Regions from separate parts of the Mus musculus genome. Here region 1 is linked to region 2. The links are chromatin loops, found by intact Hi-C in ENCODE. Cell type or tissue: left cerebral cortex. All regions are shown on one strand. Each heading gives the region's core, and the rest is flanking DNA. Links, peaks and the distances in the headings are about the cores only. Region 1 overlaps Cdh6 (cadherin 6). Region 2 overlaps Drosha (drosha, ribonuclease type III).

Region 1 (8,341 bases), core at 97-8,096, 160 kb before region 2:
ATTCAATTCACTCCCTACCCTTCTTCTGCCCCCTCATTAGACCCTTCCTACTTTTGCAACCTACACTCCTACACATAGTTAAACACAGACACAGAGAGAGAGAGAGAGAGAGAGAGAGAGAGAGAGAGAGAGAGAGAGAGAGAGAAATACATATGCATGAATATGTGCATCCATATGATGTTAATCTAGATTTTTCATGTAGAAGAAAATACAGGATTTGTCCTGAACTTGACTTATTTCAAGTAATGTAATGATCTCGTTCAGTCAATTTTTCCTGAAAATGTCATGATTTCATTTTTTTTGTGGCTGCATAAAATCCCATTGTGTATATGTATCATGTTTTCTTTATCCATCTATTTAGACATCTGGGCTGGCTCCATTTCCTGGAAATTGTGTGTAGAGCAGCCATAATCCTAGATGTGCAAGCATCTCTGTGGCACGTTGACTTACAGACCTACAGGCATCAGTCCATCTTCTCTTCTCTACACTCTTGCTACTCAATAACTCATTTTTCTCCCCCTTTCACTTTTTTTTCCTGCAATAAACTCACTGTCTCTTCATTATTCTTAATTGGCTTCAGTACCTCCCACACCTTGTCTAGTGTTTTGGGAATTCTGTACATATTTTTTTTTGAAAAGAAGAAAATGAGTTTTAGCTTAACTAGGCTCACTCCATAGACTTAGATGGCGCACAAGGTGCTTTACAATTTTGTTTTCTGCTCCTCGGAACTACCTGGGGTGTACGTATGCATCTGCATCTTCAATATGAAAGCTGAGGCGTCAAGCTATGAAGTTAGTCATTTGGTCAAGGCACGCATAGAACAGGTGGTAGTACTCAGTGCAATACCCAGGCCTTTCATTCCAGGCAGGTATGGCCCACCCATCCCAATCCTTAGGTTCTCTGTGAGCGTCTGGACTACAATGCAGTTTCCAGCCTCAAAAAAAAAAAAAAAAAATCAGACTTAAACTGAGATCATTGGAGAGATTAGAAGCAAAGCCAAGAGGTTGCCAGAGAAGGAAGGTTACCACACTGGCTCATGAGGAAATCTGATACAAAGGCAGGCCTGGCCTAGGGATGGAGCTCTGGGATAGGGCACTTGCCCACCACAAAAAAGTCCCTGGGTGATTCCCATAGCATCTAGTATTTTACTAAAAGAAAACAGTAAAATGATTCAAGCAGAAGTTAGATAGTGTGTAGGGAGGAGCCTGGGGGGGGGGGGGGGGGCTTGGAGTGGATTTGAACTAACACATTATATACATGTAGAAATATTAAATGAAATATTTCAAGCATCCCAACAACAATTACATCTAATCTATATAGCAATTTAGAGTTTTGCCAAATTTTTCACCTCTAACTCATTCCTCTTGACAGCCCCAGACATTGTATTATTGCTTCCCTTTTACAGAGAAGAGAATGTGCTTTGAGAGGTCATATCACTTCTACAATGGGATTGGAGCATGAAACTGATCACATCTTTTTCCCTCCCTTCCCCCACTCTTGAAATCCTTCTGCCATCCTCTTGCCCCAAGAGACCAGAGAAACAAGAGTCCAATCCCCAATAAAGGCACCACACAGATGAATCCTAAATGCCTCTGCCCCAGCCCGGTCCCCATTTATAAAAGTCAGTTTTCATGAATCTCCCATTATCAGGTGTACGATAAGATAACAGGAGATGTAGGTAGTCTTCATTATAGACTTAAACTGTGCCTAATCATTGGACACCTGTGGCTTTTGACTATCCCCTCTCTCACTTTTCACTGTGGCTATAATTTCAGATGAACATAGAATTGAAATTTTAAAAATCTGAGTACTTTAATCTGGAATATGATGGAGTGATAAACGCTTGCTCTCTCGCCTTTAAGGACAGAAAGAATTCGTGTACGTTACAGTTGAACTGCTTAGGGGCAGATGGCTGAAGTCTATCCTCTAATCCCTAATGTTATCCTAACCTATATACATCCCTGGCTTTTGCAAATCCATACCACATCACACTGGAAAGCAGCATAAAAGGAGGATTAGACCTAAGCCCTGAAGGTCTTCAACTCCTACCAAGGTGGAGTTGAAAGCTTACTAAAGCCACCAGGGTTCCTTCCCATACCCTTTCCTTGGCCCCTTCTGGCCCAGCCACGGAGACTCTTGCTTGTTCCCCAGACACTACAAGGGCAGACCTACCTATGGTCTGTAGCTGTTTCCCCTTTGCTAGCAAGCACCTTGGATAGCTCCTCCTGTTGTTCCTGGGATGGTACGAACCTCCCCAGCCCATGGAACTAACAGAGAAGCCCTCCCCATCCTCTTTGCCCTCTTCTGCCTTTTCTTGTTCAAATCACACTGAACAGCCTCTAATAATTTCTGACTTGGTATACATGTTTATTTTCTGTCTCCATTCAACCGTCCCCAAACATCTGCCCATGCTCTGAAGCATGGCTTTCCATCCACATGTTTTACTGGTAGGACCTAGAACTGCACCTGGCACAAAGCAGACACTAATTATTTATGGAGAGAATGAATGGATCCCCTGGGTGGGTGAGACAGTGGAGGTGCCGGAACACTCTCTGACAAGAACAGGGAGTATGAAGGGCTACACGGCCACATACTTGAGAATGGGGAAACTGTCTTTCCTTAGGAAAGAGACAGTCATCCCAATAAGCTCCCAGCATAGCAAGTAAGAGTGCAGCCTTTTTAGTCTGCTGGACCTGGATTTGAATGCCTGCTGCATGTGACATCTCAAGATCTCAACTTCCTTGTCGGGAAACTGGGGTCTTACCTATGGTGAACAGTCATAGGTCTATTACAATGACTAACTGCAGCTGGACATGAAATGCCCTTGGTACCCTTGGTGATTGGTATGGAGAAATATCTCTCTAGGCAGCCAACTAGTAATATTATTAGAGCCTGAAAGGATAACATATAGACAAGTGAGTGTGTAAATCTGTTCACTGGGATCAAGATGTGCTTGCTTCCTAAACATTGCTGCAAGAACTCAGTTTTCGTGGCATACAGAAACTGGACCGTGTAGTGGGTGAAATGTTAAAGAGACACTGACAGTGTGTCCTGGACAACCATTGACTGGAGATGCATTTTCTGTGTTGGATGGCCACTTTCTCTTTAAGCTGTTGCTGCTTTTATTTTCCACCCCTAGGTCCATTTGTAGGTAGATGTGTCTCTCTCTACAGGTAGCCAGCTGTGTTCTACCAACCAGCTGTGAACAGAGATCAGAAGCCATTTAAACATAATTCTTGCTTTGCCTCTAATCTGAGCTAAAAGAAGAAAAAATAATATGTCTGTAAAACAGACATTCCAGCCAAGGAACTTGTGGGACATATAAGTCTTTCAAAGTGAAATCTCATGTAATATGGTTATTTAACTCAAACACAAATCATGTGGAAAGTTTATTATTATCTGCCCTATTTAATTAGCTGAGCTTGAGGCCCAGACTAGCTTTTGGAATCTGGGTCTCTTTGGGTTTTATCTGTACGAATTTTTTTTTTTTTTTTAATGTGGGAAGGTTTGCAAACGTTCACATCTCTGCTTGGGATTTTAAACTAATTTTACACTTTTCTCGGGGGCTGGGGGTGCAGGAAGGCATAGCGCAATAGTTATTTTAGATGTGGGGTTATGTGAAGCCGTCAACACATCCCAAAGGTGCCAGCCTTTTCTTTATCCAGTTTTGGAGCATTTTAGGCTCTGGGCACAATTTGCACTTTTATCACCGTACTTTCTCTGTGGCTCCAATTTTTTTTATTATTATTATTTATTTTCTCCTACCTTGAAAGTAGTTTACATTTTCAAAGGGGAAAAAAGAAGGAAGTCCTGACAAAAATGATAGCGTTTTATCACCCCCCCCCCCGGGGTTAAAGTATAGCCTTCTTTAAAATGCTACACCCCAAAGCCCCCAGTCTGATTGTGGATGGAGATAAAGGTATCCTTAACTCTGGGACAAGTTAAGCCTGCATTTTCAAGCGAACTTTTAAAGCTGCGGGTTGGAGCAGTGTGTCTTCCTGGCGTTAATTGGGTAGCAAATTAACTTCCCTTGCCTTCTGTTTTGCTTTCTGCTTCCAGTGACAGTGGTGCTGTTCGCAGCTCTGAGGCGGCAGCGAAAGAAAGAGCCTTTGATCATTTCCAAAGAGGACATCAGAGATAACATTGTCAGTTACAACGACGAAGGTGGCGGAGAGGAAGACACCCAGGCCTTTGATATCGGAACCCTGAGGAACCCTGAAGCCATGGAGGACAGCAAATCGCGCAGGGACATTGTGCCTGAAGCTCTTTTTCTACCCCGGCGGACTCCAACAGCTCGTGACAACACGGATGTCAGAGATTTCATTAACCAAAGGTTAAAGGAAAATGACACGGACCCAACAGCCCCTCCTTACGACTCCTTGGCCACCTATGCCTACGAAGGCACCGGCTCTGTGGCCGACTCCCTGAGCTCGCTGGAATCCGTGACCACGGATGGAGATCAAGATTATGACTATTTGAGTGACTGGGGCCCTCGGTTCAAAAAGCTGGCAGATATGTATGGAGGGATGGACAGTGACAAAGACTCCTAATCTGTTGCCTTTTTCATTTTCCAATATGACACTGGACTGTGTGACGTGGCTAGTCCTTTCTATTTATCCACTATTCCGTGAGGGGTTCTCCCGTTGTACCTGGTCCAAAAGTCAATGGCTGCAGTCCGTGTGGATCCAATGGTAGAGACTTTTTTCTAGTACACTTTTATGAGCTTCCAAGAGGCAAATTTTTATTTTTTAGTTCATGCAGTTAACCAAGTTAGCCCAGCAGACACGCGGAGGGAGGAGAGGTAGGAACGGCCCTTGTCCCCTTAGAGCCGGTCGGCCACATCCCTTACTGCTGGCCTAGACTCTACTACTTCCTTCATGGCCTCCAGTCAGCTGAATGTTCCTACTGTACATTTCACATGCTAATGGAAGAAGGGATCATTTTAATGATAGAAATATAGTTTTAGCATTTAAAAAGGGGGGTAACAATTGGGAAATTGTTCCTGGTCTATCAGCTCTCAAGGAGATAATTAACTTTGGAGCGGTTTGTAAGGATGTGTGTGTGTGTGTGTGTGTGTGTGTGTGTGTGTGTGTGTGTGTGTGTGTCAAGGAATTAAAGTGGTATCTGGGGCATCCTGTCTGTGCTGGGAAAGGTGTTCCTAGCACCAACAACCACCCATAACGTCAAATCCTTCCGTGTTTTAAGATGATTTAGGAGCAAATCAAATGGTATCGTTCAAAGACAGTGATGAAAGACGAAGGTGTGTTCCCTGACACGATTTGGTTGCATGTGATAAACATAGAAGGTTCACCATCACACCAAACCAAGGGAAGAAGAGAAATAGCTTTACAAAAAAAAAAAAAAAAAAAAAAAAAAAAAAGTTAACAAAGGGAATCAGGGAAATTTAGGGAATTTCAAGGTTTTGTGCCATCAAGTATCTCGGTTCCCTTCATTCTTTCAACTATCAGGAATCTAATGAGAAGTAGGTCTAATACTATAAATGTCCTAGAGAGAATTTCCTGAGGCAAATGTTAACTCTTTGTAGTTGTGGTTGCTATTATCCTCCTGTACCTGAGTATAGAAGTGTGAAGTACAATAATTCATATTCTTCAAATACTTCTTTTATATAATTAACCTGACTTAGTGCGGCTTAGTAGATTGAATACCCCACCCTAGAGCTCAAGGGGAAGGTGAGAGCCAGTCACATTTGAACCTAACCCCTGCCCTTTGACCTCGGAGCCATCCCTACACTGCAGCAAGGGAAAGAAATGACTAGCACTGAGATGTTGGTGGAAGCCAGCATTCCCTGCTCCTACAAGGCTCACAGAAGAAGAGCATGGATCCCCTTCAGCAAGAATGCTTAAGACTCGTGTCACAGGGACAGTCGATTTCCAAACACAGCCATGCTTTCCCAACTGGCTTCGGTAGCAACACTACCATCCTTGTCTTTGAAATGATGATAAAGTAATAGTCTCAACTATGAGAGAAAAGTAATATAAAATCCATACAATCTATTATTGCTCTAATTATGCAGTTAGGCTCTCTTAGTCAGTTATTATCCAGGGGACCCAACTGAACCCAGTTAATCCTTCTGGCAGGTTCAAATCATTTATTTCATATGACCGTTCTAATGACTCTCCCCATTAGATTCTCATAGTGTGCAGTCATCAGAAATTTCCAAAGTACTGTAATGAAAACATCCTCATTTGAAAACTTTAAAAAAAAAAGGCTCTGTACATACATATATAATATATACTTAAGAATGTGCTGATTTCTCTTAATAGTCATAGGAATTTATTTTCAATTAATGTTCATTTTATAGAGATAATCTTAGTATCATCTCCATTTCAGGGTGAGGTTTTATCAACACATTTTCTGTGTAGAAACACACTATTGTTTAGTTGACTTTTAAATAGGTGTGTTACCCAGGTGTAAAGGTGGCACCTGTGGAACGGGAGAACTGCGGAATTTGGAATACAGTTTAAAAAAAAAAATATATATATATATATATATATATTTACAACCACATTGCCCTTTGTATTTCCTGAATGGTTTCCTGTTTGTGATGGGATATCCCGAATAGTGATGAGTATTTCATGCTTAGGCTATTTCCAGCTTTTAGGTTTTATTTTTCTAATTCTTCATACACACACACATACACACACACAGGAACACAAACAAATGCTACAAGGTGGCTTCACTGAATGTATTCCATTCGCAGGTAAGTAATGAAAAAAGATAGCCAAGGAAGATTAATAAGAGTTACTAAGAATCACAAGAACTGCACTTTACACAGTTTATTGTAAAATTAGAATGCTCTATCTTATATCTTACATTATGTGACAAATTGAACCAAGAAACATAGTTCTTAAAAAGAAAGGTATTATCTAAAGTTGCCCTTTTGAGCTTCTGGTGTGAAGTTTGGTGTTAAATTTCCAAGGGCTGACAAGAGCAATTTCCAACCTTTTGGGATAAAGTTGACCTCTCCTCTGAGTGCAAGTGTTCCTTGAAAGGAAGTTGAGTTGTCTGCCAGGTAATTGGTCAAAGTTTTTTTTTAATCTCACCCTGAAAAATCACACATCATACCAAGAATAGATGACTATGACTCAATATTGAAATAACTATTTATTGTCTTATCGCAAAGATTGTTGGGGAAGCAAATCTGCAAAGAAACTGAACTATTTGAGTCCTGTAGGTGTCAAGTTCAGAGAAACTCTTGCCTCTAAGAATCATCACACAGCAAATGGGAACTCCAACTTCATCTCTCTCTGAATTTCTGCTTCCCACCAAAATACCAGGTTAAGAACATCCCCACGGACAGATTTCTTTGAGGGATGAGTCCTGAGCCAACTTGAAATGCCGTTCTGGGGGGGAGGGGGAGAACACAGTTTTCAGCCCACTTTTCATATTATCTGTATCTTGATCTACAGACACAGGCAATGAGAATGACAAGAGAGCAGGAGGGGTCCAACTTTAGCATTTGCTTTGTTGAACATAAGCAGACTGGGTAGTAATACAAGGTTGTTTCAAGAGCACTGATGCCTGTCTAACTTTAAACCTCTTTTCATCAGAAAGAGGGTCTTTAAACTTCTTATGATGCTTCCTAGAATAAGCTGAGATTTTAAAGAACATTGAGCCATTGTGCATTAGGTTAAAATTCCCTCACTATCTGCTTTCTTCAGAAAAATCTGAAAACATTTGTCCTCAAATAAGTAAATAAATCAATTTGGAAAGATGTGCAGACCATTTCATGAGACCCTAGGAGTGGAAATCTGGGCAATGTAAATACGACTTCCCTACTTTCACATTCTGGAGGTTCAGCTAGAGAGTCACTCTATTTTCAGATGGAACAAAGCTGGTGATTTCATTTTAATTCAGGATAAAAATATGTGGCTTAGTTCTCATTTCCACTCCTCAAAGTGTTATTATACAAGAAACTGACTCTGGATCTCAGAAGAGCCAAGTTTTGAGAAGCCAAAATAACTTGTTAATGTTTCCATTATGTAATCTGTGTGTCTCATGAACAATATTCTATGTAGAATGCTTTATCGTGGAAGCAGGTATTTCCTAGAGGAAAAGGATTTATAAAATATCAACAAGGCATTCTGAGATTCTGCAGCCTTGAGCACCATAGAAACATAACAGCAAAAAAGAAAAAAACAGTTGATTCCTAGGTGCAAGCTAAATATTTGAATGAGGTGCTTATTCTAATCAAATAAATGCCTTTTCTTTTACAGCCACCAAATAAATTCTCTTAGCCCCCAAATACTATGTTTGAAGTAGCATAACAACTTTGGAAAACCACTCTAAGAAGTAAAAATATCTGCTATTTTAAAAGACA
Region 2 (8,341 bases), core at 138-8,137:
TGACTGGTAACTTATTTGGATTAAAAATGAGGTTCAGACTAAAAGGATGAGTGTCTGGAAACAACTCCACAGAAGGCTCACAAAGCCACTTCAGTCACCAGACTCATGTTCCATTTCTCACTGCTACCTCTTTATAAGTGATGTGTTTATCTAAATTTAAAATATGTCTCGTGAAAAAAAAATCCCTTTGTTAAAATAGAGATGGTTGATTCAAGAGCACTCCGACAAAGAACCCCTTAGTGCTGAGGCTCAAGCCACTCAGGTGCATCCATTTGCCTGCTGGAGAGTGGGGAAGGCAAGGGTAGGTACCAATTTGTTTAGCGATCTGGGGATGTAGAGACTACATAGCCCTTTATCAGTTCACGGTCCTGCCATGAGAGTCCACGAGAGCCTAGTCACATTCTACTAACACTTTTCTGACGAGGAGAGCTTTGAAGACTTCCTGCCATGTTGAAACCACTCCTTTCCTGGCCTCTCTCGGCCTCTCTCCTTGGTCAACAGTTTTAGAGAAGGGAGGAAAGAAAGAAGTACTTACACAGGGCCTGGTTCACTGCTTCATACTTTTATCCAAAGAGGGAAAGAAAAGAACAAAACCCTTTAGCCTCTTCTAACATATGACAGCCAGAACTGCAGTTAGGAACGGAAATCTCCCATGCCCTTCTCTCCCATTTAAATTAAGTCAGGAAATTGTTTATTTGTCTAAAAAGTAGGAAATCCAAACACACCTGAAAGGTCCTATCTATCTCCATTCCCACATACCCTCCTCGTCTCCCAGAAAAATATTAATGTGCCAGCTGGAAAACTGGAAAGCTCACATCTACAAGGTAATATGGATTCTAAGGGAGGGAATACACAGCTCCTACATCCCACACAACCCTGGACTCCAGATGGGATCGTCCAAATACCCCATGCTAGAAACTCATATAATGCTGCCTGCCATTCAGGGAGCTGAGCAAATTCAAAACAAAATGAAACAAGTAGATATTAATGATTCTAGGTAAAGGAAATGCCCCCCAAAGTTTAAATCCACTCGGGACTCTCGGTGACAAGACTGTTGGGGACAACCTACTAGGTAACTTAGTGCAGTCGATGTGTAAAAAAACTCACTCTTCACAAACTACAAAACCTAATTTGTAATGAGGAAGAAGCCCACTGAAGGTAGCCCCTGCTAATTCAGCTGTTAGTAGAAGGTGAAACTGGCCAAGACAAACACCGAGAGATATCTTACTGTGGGTCTCCTGCATAACTCAACTGTGCGGGGCGGATCCCAAAGTGAACGATAATCGGGAAAGTGATCACTTCGGGGTTGAACTGTTCACGATCCAGCTGATCAATGCGGACAGAGCTCGGTTTCTAGGGAGAAAAGAACAGCGGGATCATTCATTACCGACGGAAGGCCTGAGACACCCACTTTAACCTAAGAAAGGGATTAATGGCATTTCTTTTCTCTAAGCAAGTCTTGTCTCCAAACAGAAAAATCCTTTAGCATAGAAAACCCTATACTGAGCAAAAACTGTAATGTCATCCCTGCAAACAAGTCTTCGCCACTTGGCATAATGAACAGTGATTTTGTTTCCTTTTATTTTGGCAGACTACACAGATACCTTTAAAAATTAAACTTCTCAAAGAACACCTGGTCAGATACATCTTCCCCTAACCTCTTACAGGGGAATGGGTTCCACCTCACAGAAGGACTCTGCAGGCTCAGTCTGTCAGAGCATCATATTCAAATGACACTGATGCCTCTATATACATTTTCCACTATACCGTACTGTACCTTTATAGTCCCTAATTCTCACTTAGATTAAATGGTATGATGATACAACAAGGAGCTGACTTTCACGCTTCCTTTTTAAGATTTATTTTATGTATATGAGTGTTCCATATGCATGCATGTATGAATACCATATCAATGCCTGGTGCCCTTCAAGGTAAAAGTGGACGGATTCCCTGGAATTGGAGGTAGGCTAGTTGCTCCAATTTAGCCTGCTCAACCAGCTGACAATTACAAAAACGAGGACAGGTTTGTATAAATTCATTCACGTTGTTAAAAAAAAATCATGAAATGTTATAAAATGGATGTCATCTAAAAATAAAAAATCTTACTACTAGCTTGAAAAATCATCTTTGTTCTCAAAAAAAATTAGACAATTTTAATCACAGGTAAGCTAAACATTAAATTACATGAATGCCCACTAGCAGCAGAAACATGTCATTTCGGTCTAAAAGTGATTTGTTCAGGCATATGCTGTTTTTTTAAAAAAAACTGTGTAAGGAATGATGATGAGTTATTTCTGTACCATTTGACTTATATCACTACAATCTACAGAAGCACTGAGGACCCAAGATCACTTGAGCCTCGCCATTCAAGACCAACTAGAGCACAGAAGCAAGATACCATCAAAGGTCTCCCTGCAGCCATGTGTGATAACACAGCATCTAATCCCAGCCTGGGAAGTGGGACAAGGTGGGTGAATCCAGAGTTTAAGGCCAGCCTGGGCTCATAGAACCTTGACTCAAAATACCAAAGTTAATTTTTAAAAATGAAAAAAATCATCTCTAAATTATGAGGACGATGGGGTAGGGACTGAAGTAAATTCTAGACTTCGGCCATAGCCTACAAATCTATCACTGCATCTCTCTCTAAGAATTTAAAGCCTTTTCACTAATGACCAAAGTGCTCTCAGGCAGAGGCAAAACTGTCAGGGAGGAACATTAATTATTTTAAGTCTGCAGCAAGAAAGTATTTAATGTGACCATAATGGCGGGGAAAACTCAATAAATTTCCCAATGTCCTTGCCACTAGGCAATCTTTCAAATGGGTCCTGTACAGAACGGAATGCGGAGTCACGCCTACTCTGCCCTGGAACATGTACACGTCTGTAACAATAAACTATCTTTGCATAAATAGTAAAAGATAACTGACTTCATCATCACGGCCCTAAGCCAAACACCCATGCTTGCTTTCCTAGTCTATTTCTCATCAGTTTCCAACAGATGCCTTCGAAACGCACCAGTCAAGTTTCTTTCACTATCTACAAGCCATTCACCATCTCAAAGATATACATCAGACATGTCGATCGTCGGTACAGTTTCTCCATTTCTGTGAGTTTTCACTTTAGCATTTACGGCACACTGATCTCTGCTAAAACTGGAGGTTTCAGTGTGTGGGCTGCTAACTAACTAACGTCCATCACGGGCTCCTTGCATCATGGACAAGGTCTGCTGGCTGTGACTCCGCACCGCCTCATCAATATACCGGCTGCATTCTGACTGGGTGACAGGTAAGTGACCACACGGATGCATGGAACAAACCAGGAAGAATCAGAAGCCCCTGGGACTTTTTCAACACTGTAACTTCCTGGGCCCACTGTCTGCAATGTCTGGGCTGAATCACCAGGAGAATTCTTAACTGCTTTCAAACAGCTTCTGACTGTAGGATTTCAGGAAAGCTGAACCATGCCATGGAAGCAAGCCCCGGATGACACACTCCCAAAGAGACCACTCCAGAGCATGACAAATGCCATCTCCATCAGCCGCTCTCTGACTTAGCTCTAAAGTGGCCAGAAGAAATGAAAATTTTGTGCTTAACAGCATAGCACCAAAACTTTTTTTTAACCTTTCTAGTTTTAAACTGTTTTGGATATGTACCGATCAAAAAATATTATCTATATGACAAATGACTAAAATAAATAAATAAATAAGTACCATAGAATAAAATCAAAAAATGGGTAATAACAATTTTCTTAACAAAAAATAATTATTGGCAAAACAATTTAAAATATAAATTTTCACTAGAAACTAAAATAAATATAAAACTAATTTCTTCCACTACCAAAGTGGCAAAGGTTTTTTGTTTTAAAGCTAGTACGAAAGAATGAGTATTCTCATATGACCCACAATCCTCCTGCGGAGGAATCTGCAATGCACACCGAAAGTCTTAACGGTATATCCATCTTCAGGCAGGTGAGCAAAATACGCCCAAAGTGTAGTGTTTTCTTATTCACTAAGTATTTAAAGAACACTTACCCAAAGGACAAGAAGCTAGAATAGTCAAAACGTGCCATGTGCGTTACTGTTTGTGTGGACCATGCAAACAAGGAAAGGAGGCTCATCCCAGGCCAGGCTGGGCAAGCCCCAGAACTCACCGTCCCAGGGTTGGTAACGATCATGCCTTTGCACTCCTCTGCGTATTTCTGCCACTCGAGCTCCTCCCACTGGAGCATGTTGGCAATCTCCTCCTCGGGCACCAGAGCCTTGCTGCAGCGCAGCAGGTAGAGAAGGATCTGGTGCATGGATAACACTTCTTTGCCTCCATCTTGGGTGAGAATTTGGAGAAGAACAAAGTCACTCAGTTAACAGCAAAGCATCAACTCACTTCGGGAAAACAAGACAACGGCTGTAGAAGAGCACACATAAAGAATCATTTAAAATTTGCACTGCTCAGCCAGGTGCCGAACACTATGAACACCATTTGTCTGACTGACAAACGGTGCTCATTTACTAAAATGGGAACAACAGCATTATAAATGATAAAGGCTTTATTTGAGAGGTATGAATACAAAAAAGGGTGTTTGCCTAAATAAATTTAAAGTAACCCATCGTAAGAAACCACAGTTTATAATAAACAGAATCATGTTATGTCTAAATATTTTACCATTTTTTCTAAAGTAACAGATGAAAGCTTTTCAGAAGTGATGTTCCTGTCTTCGGGAAAGTCTAAGCTTTATGGGATATTTATAGATGTTTTCAATAAGACATTGTTGCCTTATGATCTAATTTGGAGGTGCTAATGTGCTGCACCTGCTCCGACGATCGGGGCTGACGAGCCCGCACTGGTATTACAGGAGATCGCTACAGAGCTGGAGCCGGGATAAAGTACCAACTGTCTGAGGTTCACCACGACGGTGGACTAAAAACCACAAAAGGCGCAATTAAAAGCCGGCTCAGAAAAGGACAACCTGTACTTTATAACCAAACACATGAGACTCATGTGTGCCAAGATGGAGGCAGCAGGTCTCTGCCTGATCTCTGGATTCAGCTTCACGACCAACACGGCAACAGATCTTGTACCACTTTCCTCTGACTACCCAGAAAGACAGGCATGATGGCACACGCCTGTCACCTCAGGACTCAGGAGGCTAAGGCAAGGTGACTGTGAATTAAGACCAGCTTGTGCTACAAAGCAACACTTGGTGGGAAAAAAATTATTTTAAGATAGTCTAGTCAGAGAAAGCATCTTTGAGGAGATAAACAAAATAAAAAAGGAGAAGATACATTCAGAGGTAGTAGAGGTCTTCTCTAGCATGTGCAGTGCTCTGGCTTTACCCCCAGCAGTGAAAGAAATAGTAAGAGTCCACTCTGCGGCTACCTGGGTATCTAAACTTCCTTTCCTGTTGATGTGGTAAAATATTCTGACACCAGCAACTTAGGGGAGAGAGGGTTTATTTTAGCTCACAGTTCTACAGGTTACATTTCATCTTGGGAAAGTCAGAGCTGCAGGGACTTAAACCGGTGAGACATACGAGCGCCACAGTTGAGAGCAGAGGGGGAAGGAACTGCACGCACGCCCGCAATCGGCCAATCGGCTGCTCTTTTCCAGTCCAGGGCAAAGGAAAGGTGTCACCAACTCCCCCATGAATTAACATAATCAACAGATGCCCCCTAGCCAACCTCTTGTACACCGCCTCTCCTTGGAACTCTTTACCCAGATGATACTAGACCAGGTAAAGTTGACAGTGGAAACCACCCACCACAACAGAAAAGAGCGTCTCAGTAGAGTGAGATGGGTGTGCTTCCAGGGACTACAAGGCCAAACTAAACAGGAGAGGATCAGAGAGGCAGCAGGGAGGTGGCAGAGCCTGCAGAGCCTTACAGCACTCACTACGAGCTCAGTATTTTATTTTTAACCACTAGGTGCCAGACCCTGTGCGTGGTGCCGTTTCAGTCATGCCCACTCCACAAGCCTTGGGATTCTGTTTTGGGCTGGATATGAGCACAAGAGCATGGTCCCTCAGAAGATAAGGCCTCCTTCCTGCTGCTTCTCCTCCTCTGCATCTCACCTGCAGGGATGCTTGCTGCCTTTGAACATGTAAGAAGTGATGAGAAAGCCAAGATTGGTGCTATATCCCTGTACTCTAGTTCTTCAGGTGAAGAGGCAGGAGGACCACTGCAAGTTTGAGGCTACTCTTAGCTACTCTACTAAGCTCTACCCTGATCTATAGGGAAAGACCCTGACTCAAAAGAGAAAATGAGAGAGACAGAGAAACAGAGAGAGACACACACAGACAGTGGAAGGAGTGGGATGCTGTCTGACTTGGGATCTGGAAAAGTCTTCATATGTTTATGAGGAGAGGAGAACAGAACGGGGATGGGAGAAAATATAAACAGAGGCAGCTCTAAACAGCAACAGAATCTTGCATGCAGTGAGGCCTGGCTGACTCCGAGGAACTTCAAATACAGAGAAATGGATGAGAAGTATCTAATTTAAAGGAAAAAGCCAAAAAGAGCTACTGGCAGAGGGAAAGACTTAAGTCTACACACCATCTGTCTCTCAAAAACCTCAAGTTCCAGGCTAAATGAGTGGGTATAGGTATTGCCCAATTTAGGAGGAGGAATATCTGCAAGATAAAAAACAAGGCCAGTAAATGCTTATCAAGAAGCCCACTATGCAGTCTCCAGTTCAGGTTGAAAGAAACCTGGCTGATGAGAAGGTAGTGAGTTTTATAGCGGCATAGAAACTGGACATAATTAAACATGTAAACACAAAATATACATCAGGGGCAAAGCTGCGGCTGCTGCTAACAGAGACAATAAATCCATGCTAGGAGTCTGCTGACGGCAGCTACCAGTGGAAAGGATAAAATTCAGGACAGACAAACTGATATGAAGGATGTCCAGGAAGGGGGCTGAGGCTCTGCTCCACATCTGGTACCCAGATGAGATCGTCATGGAAGTACTAGAAGAGGCAGACAGAACCAGAGTCCTGTACCGGCCTATGGGGCACAAGCTATATCCCTCACACCCGCCTAGCAAAGAGACAGCATAATAAATAGCCATGGAATGACTTTCTGAAGCGGATTAATCATATGGCCACTTGCCCTCATACTGCCACAGACTTACCAGTGTTAATGAATTGGCTCTTTGCGTTTGTCTGTTTTGCTACATGTTTATGTTGGCGATTTATGGAATTATGTCACTGAAGGCAACAAAGTAATTTTTATCTCGTTGGCTAGAATAAATAGGGCACGATACAAACGAGAAATTAGAGCGGGTAAGCTAAGGTTAGCAGGAATTCTGCCAGATCTGGGCTTGGAACCGTGACAACGGCTCATTATTCGGGAAGAAGTAGAGTTTGTGTTTCAGGGAATGAATCTGGACAGTCATTAATGAACTGACAGACTTTATAAACTGTCTCTTAGAGACCCGGCTCCCTCGCTTTATACTGCTTGGTTATTTATATGGTTATATGGGAGAGAGGGACAATTTGTTAGGAAATCTGTGTTAAATGTATGGCTGCCCGAGCAAGTATTCGTCAATTATCTAAAAAAACACTCAATTCCCCTTTCTTTACACTAGCATTAACTATATACTACATCTTCCACATAATCCCACCAAGATGACTTGGAATAATTTTATTTCCTAAAGTTGGTATTCACAACAAGTATTTCTTAATTTCAAACTACACAATTATAATTAGGAGCTGAAGATGGCTCATCAGTTGGTAGCACTTGCAGAGGCAGACATCATCCCACTCCTTCCACTGTCTTGGACCATAGTGCATCCTTGTAACCCTACAGTTCTTCTAGATAAACTCAGCACATCTTCAAGTTCATAAGCCAAATAGTAGTGAACTCTTCCTTGGTTCCTGGTGAATCTCATCAGAGTGGTGGTTACTGCTCAAGAGTTCGAGGTCTCCTTCATTCCTGCTTGTTCTGTATGGAGGCACATGCAGTATAGCCGAATACTTGCTTTACAGGACCTGGATCAGGGTCCCAGCACTCATATGTCCATAAATAACCCCAGGTCAAAAAGATCTAATGTCCTCATCTGGCCAAGTCCTGTATCAATTGAAGTCCCCCACTCCCAATACACTTGATTCATAGAAATGCTGAAAAGCCCTGTCTCCTCAACTCTGACAGCCATACAGGACAACTCCTGCTCCAGATAAGGCAATTTCCAAAACTCATTTGCTAGACCGACCATCTCAGGACTTCCCAGCTCACTCTGAGGAGGATACAGGCTCTCCTCCTCTCCAGTTACCTCCTGTCCCGATCAGTTACGGTTAGAAGAAAAGCTTACCCTGGGTCTATCTAGCTCCTCCCAGTTCTTTTGAAACCAG

Evidence for each region. Hi-C counts contacts between places; a loop is a spot of excess contacts. Peaks named below come from ENCODE experiments on the same cell type or tissue, not always from the same donor. Only the 100,000 strongest peaks of a DNase experiment are listed, where the experiment ranks them.
Region 1: a loop joins it to region 2, with 2.7 times the contacts of the local background. A loop is called at or near these places in 2 of 42 quality-filtered maps.

The regions. Positions count from the first base shown.
Region 1 is chr15:13,030,409-13,038,749 of GRCm38, reverse strand. It overlaps Cdh6 (cadherin 6), which reads left to right. Exons shown (of 12, transcript NM_007666.4): 12 at 4,060-8,341. The coding sequence ends at 4,550. Among named protein-coding and RNA genes, the nearest start is that of Gm35018, 58 kb to the left of the region's middle. In left cerebral cortex, for the core only: no CTCF peak of the experiment used is centred there; DNase peaks (open chromatin) are centred at 4,126, 7,419 and 7,901; H3K27ac peaks cover 1,014 bases.
Region 2 is chr15:12,874,635-12,882,975 of GRCm38, reverse strand. Drosha (drosha, ribonuclease type III) reads right to left here. Exons shown (of 35, transcript NM_026799.3): 16 at 4,149-4,318; 17 at 1,229-1,353. Among named protein-coding and RNA genes, the nearest start is that of Drosha, 54 kb to the right of the region's middle. In left cerebral cortex, for the core only: CTCF peaks have their summits at 4,228 and 5,914; DNase peaks (open chromatin) are centred at 4,200, 5,974, 6,551 and 7,307; H3K27ac peaks cover 880 bases.